Linked DNA regions of Homo sapiens: region 2 is linked to region 1. A link is an interaction called in ENCODE POLR2A ChIA-PET data of the cell type or tissue named here. Cell type or tissue: HepG2. All regions are shown on one strand.

Region 1 (2,500 bases):
ACATGAGCCAGCCCTTCCTGCCGGGACAATGGCGCCCACCTCTCTGGTCACCCCATGTCCATTCTATGCCCCTCACATCACAGTTGCCAGAAGGAGACTCTAAAATACAAACCCCGGCCAGGCGTGGTGGCTCACGCCTATAATCCCAGCACTTTGAGAGGCCGAGGGGGGCCTGAGGTCAAGAGTTTGAGACCAGCCTGGCCAATATGGTGAAACCCCGTCTCTACTAAAAATACAAAAATTAGCCAGGCATGGTGGTGCACGCCTGTAATCCCAGCTACTCAGGAGGAGGCTGAGGCAGGAGAATTGCTTGAACCTGGGAGGCGGAGGTTGTGGTGAGCCAAGATTGCACCACTGCACTCCAGCCTGGGCGACAGAGTGAGACTCCATCTCAAAATGAAATAAAGTACAAATCTGATGTCACCACTCCTGTGATCAATTGTCCTTGGTTCCCCATGGCCCTTGAGGTCAAGGCCAGTGCCCTGGCCATGGCCCTTGGCCCTGCAGGGTCTGGCCCCTGAACCCCTCCTCGCACGCTGTGCTCCTCCACACTGGCCTCCAGCATGCTCTGCCTCTGCCAGCTTCAAGGCATCGGTGTCTGCAATTCCCTCTGCCTGGAAGGCTGCCTGCCAGGTTCAGGTTGCCCCATCATTTGCATTCATAGCACGGCTGGAGATCCTTCATCCTTCCAGTGTACAGGCATGTGAGGGATTCTTTAATTAGTCCTCCAAGGCCAGTGAGGGATCTGTCTTATGTTAGATCCTGGAGCCCAGCACAGGCCTGTCATTGACTATTTTGTCAAATGGGATGAAGGAGTGGAGGAAGGAGAGAGGAGAGGAAAGAGGGAGGGAGGGAAGGAGTGATTGAATGACTGACTCTCCCCAAGATAGGGACTTAAAGACTCAAACAGCAGAACAGGCAGAGGAGGGCACAGAGGTCGGGAGACCCAGCTGCTTTCAGCTGTGTGACCTGGGACCAGTCCCTTCATGTCTCTGGGCCTTGGTTCCATCTCTTTGTGCATTAGTGATGCCACTGAGGACTCATCATCATTCCCAATGTACAAGAACACGGATGCACGTGGCCCTATAAATAGGTCGCAGCACAGATCAGGGTCCTCAGACTTGTCCGGAGGGAGGGCCCTGCATACCTGCCAACGCCCTGTTTGCTGGGAAAGGGGCTGATGTTGCAATGACAGGTTAAACAGCAACAGGACATTGACTGGCATCTGCAAGCTGAGCTCAGCTCAGAGAGGCGAGGAGCACAGGGGAGGGAGGAAAATCCCGGTGTGGATCTCACCCACACGGCCCACTGGGTGCTCCTGGCAGACGGAATTATGGGTGCTTTTACTCTCTCATTTTAAAAATGTGCTTTTTATGTGTATTGTAAAAGTAACAGATTCCCAGAAAAAAATATCTAAAAAATGAAGAGAAACAAGATTAGGCGTAATAAGGTAATCTGTGGGACTTTTGTTTTACTTTTAGTTTTGATTGAAGTTGAGTTTGGGAGTGGGGGAGAAGGGATGCGACCTTTGCCCTGGGGCCACCATCGATAGGCCAGGGTAAGAGCTTACTGGTTGGCCCTGGATTCCTGCCAGGAGATTTGTAGGAGCTTCGAGGAAGGAGGAAGGAACAGCTATGACCTCCCCCTCTTGCCTGGTTTCTGTCCCCCTGAGGCCTGGGCAGGGCTCAGCCCTAAGGCTGCCCTCAGTGAAGGCTGGTGTCCTAACCACAGGTCTTATCCCACCATGCAGTGGGCCTGAGGACAGACCGGAGGACGGGGGAGGTCTGTCTCTGCTTTCCAGGGAGCCAAGTGCCACTCTTGCCCCAGGGGTGGTGTCCCGGGAGGCCTCCTCATCAGTCTAACAGGAGGCTGCCCCAGCACCGTGCACACCTGGATCAGAGACTGACCCTGCTGCTCACCAGCTGTATGACCTTGGGCAAGCCACTCCCCTCTCTGAGCCTCCATTTCCTCCTCAGTAAGACAAGCTAATAATAGCAGCTTGTGGGGATTTGTGGTGATTCAGAGAGAGGCCGCGGGTGTGGGCACAGCCTTGTCTGCCCATTCCCAGAGCAAGCATTGAGGGGGTGCTCGGGAACAGCACAGTGTGTCATGGTGCCCGTTACGGCAAACGTCGTCCATCAGTGCTGGCTGATTCATGGACATTGAGGAAGTACAGTGAGGGATCCGGCTAAGAAAGCTGGAATGCCAGGCTCCCCTGGAAATCCCCAAACCCAAGCCTAACCGGAGCCAGAGACTGTGCTAAGTGATCTCTCCCTGGTATTAAGAGCTTCCTATGAATGAGATCAGTCACCATTGTCTCCATTTTATAGATGAGGAAATTGAGGCTTGGAGGCATCAATTCTCTTGCCCAAGTCCACCCAGGGGTTAGTGGCAGAGCTGGATTCAAACCCAGGCAGTCCAGCTCCAGAGTTCATGGGCCAATTCACCATTGGCTCCCCACGTGAACTCCACGGCCACAGTGGTCAGACAGCCCTTTTCT
Region 2 (2,500 bases), 50 kb before region 1:
AAATACTCAGCATTTACGTAGTATTTTCTGGTTCTTTCCAGGGGCTTAATTAGCTTTAATTAGGCAGTCCACACAGTACCCATGAGAGGTGCCGCCATAGTTTTACCCTCATTGTACAGAAGTGGGAACTGATGGAGAGAGATTAAATGACTCTTCCCCCATACTTCACAGCCAATCTCTGACAGATTAAAACTTGGAAGTTCTTTGATTTTAGCGCCTTTGTTCACACCAGTAGGCCTCCTGAGAGCGATTTGATTTTGGCAGTACACGGAAAGCCACGCTGAACAGTAAAAAGACGAAAAATGTGAGATAATTGCGAACCCAAGTGGTATGTCTCTTAAAAACAGTCATGGCTTTGCTTTGTCCTTTTCACTTGTACATGGAGTGAAAGCATATTGACTGTGTATTGCTGGTTAAAGCTCTCAAAATAACAAAAATGATTTTGAATTAGGTCCTTTTGAAGCAAGTGATATGTTTGGAAGGATCATAAACCTGTCCACTGGGTAATGGCAGCATCTGCCAGAAGAAGTGGGGTTATCTTATGGTGCAAAAACCTCTGTAGTAGGTGTGGTTCATCAAGACTGCAACCCAGATAAGTCCAGTATTAGGAAAATTGAGACTGCATTACCCAAGTTCTGTTAAAATATGAAAGTTGGATGTTACATGTGAATCTCAAGAGACAAGATCTCCTTCTGTGTCCCCAGATTTCATGGTCTAATTTCTTCACTCCTCCCTATAAATAGTAAGTCCATGATTCTTCTGGTTTAATTAGCACTTCAGGCTACAAAATGACTTTGAGGTCTTCAGAGCTGAAGATGGAGCTACCCAAGAGTCCATGAATCTGTCAAAATGCTTATCCTTTGTGACTAGAGCCATTAACTCTCTGTGTCACCTTCCTGGGCAAGGTATTTTCCTCTCTGGGCCTCAGTTTTTTCTTTCTTTTTTTTTTTTTTTTTTTTTTTTTTCTTTTTGAGACAGGATCTAACTCTTGCCCAGGCTGGTGCAACCTTAGCTCACTGCAGCCTCAATCTCCTCGTCTCAAGCTATCCTCCTATCTCAGCCTCTCAAGGAGCTAGGACTACAGGCATCTACCCACGCCTGGCCAATTTTTTTCTTTTCTTGACTTTTTTTAGAGATAGGGACTCACTATGTTGTCTAGGCTTGTCTCGAATTCTTGGGCTCAAGCAATCCTCCCGCCTTGACCTCCCAAAGTGCTAGGATTGTAGGCATGAGCCACCACAGCCAGCCTCAGCTTTCTTACCTGCAAAATGTAGTATTGGACTAAATTATCTCTAGGTTTTCTGCGAGCCCTAAAAGCTACGATTGTTGTGCTGCATAAGAAGCATATGGGACTGAAGTCTGAGAACTCTGGATGGTATATCCTGGGCACGCAGTACTATTTGTTAGAGAAATGAATAGTATCACCATTGTGCTGTGTATACATAGGAAACCCTGGAGACCATAGTCTAAAGATCGGGGCACAGGAGACAGTGCCACGACCGGGAAGATGGGAGTAAACACAGTAGTTCACTGCACAAAATTCATATTTGGTTTATTTGGGATCTTTAAGAAAAAGCCATTTGCTAGCATGGTTTCCTCTTTTACTTTCTCCTGGAATAATTCATCTGGCTAAAGCTCATCGCTCACTGCTACCTCTGTAGGATTTTCCATTTAAAAATCATGCTTCCACTCTGAGGCACAGATTCAATTAAGAATCCATTCTCCTGTACAGTAGGTTGGGATTCATACAGCTTTATGTAGTGTTGAAAGCCCAGTGTGTTCACTTTTTTTAGACTCAAATAGTTATTTTGCATTAAAAATTCATTTCTACCATTGGTTTGATAAATATTAAAATTAGCAGGCCATTTATCTAGTATTTTTTGTGAATAAGAGGCAGCTGTGATGAGTGAAAACTCATATCTTCTCATCTCCTCTCACTATGATGACCTTGGGCAAGTCACTCAGCCCTTGGGGACCTCAGCTGCTTCTTACAGGAAATGAGTAGGGTTGATTACGTAACCTCTGAAGTCCTGTGACTAGGTTTTCAGAATATTTCTTCCTACTGAGAATCTTAATAAACTCAGTACCTGAATAATGTACTCCATAGATTTTAAAATACTCACTATACAAATTCTTAGGAAAGAAAGTAGTTACCAACATACTTGTTAATAACTGAGATGTTTGTAAAAAGGGCCTAGTGCTTTGGTACAAATTAGGGACTCAGTGGTGGCTGTTACTATGTTAAATAATGAATGCAGGTATTTATAAACACATGTAACAAGATTAAAATAGATGTCTGCTGGAAGGAGTAATAGAGACCACATGGCTAGACCATCTGCAGCATTTACAACAGAGTGGTCAAAAACCTGTCATCCTCAACCCCCCTCACCCACTTTAAGGGTATGAAAAGAGTCAGGAGTTAAGAGGTAAAGGAAGAGGATTTGGGATGAGAATTATTTGAAAAGGGCCATTGGTGTGTTTGGCATCTCCCTAGTGGGAG

Evidence for each region. ChIA-PET counts read pairs that join two places held together with the same protein. Peaks named below come from ENCODE experiments on the same cell type or tissue, not always from the same donor. Only the 100,000 strongest peaks of a DNase experiment are listed, where the experiment ranks them.
Region 2: POLR2A ChIA-PET joins it to region 1 with 17 read pairs; 10 of 35 experiments call an interaction of 5 or more read pairs at or near these places.

Annotation. Positions count from the first base shown.
Region 1 is chr20:38,142,316-38,144,815 of GRCh38, forward strand. All of the region lies in intron 6 of TGM2 (transglutaminase 2), which reads right to left. Among named protein-coding and RNA genes, the nearest start is that of TGM2, 22 kb to the right of the region's middle. RefSeq lists enhancers at 1-589, 590-1,258. In HepG2, no CTCF peak of the experiment used is centred here; DNase peaks (open chromatin) are centred at 1,186, 1,586 and 1,936; H3K4me3 peaks cover 715 bases.
Region 2 is chr20:38,092,514-38,095,013 of GRCh38, forward strand. No RefSeq gene overlaps it. Among named protein-coding and RNA genes, the nearest start is that of RPRD1B, 60 kb to the left of the region's middle. RefSeq lists a silencer at 394-688. In HepG2, no CTCF peak of the experiment used is centred here; DNase peaks (open chromatin) are centred at 1,428 and 1,988.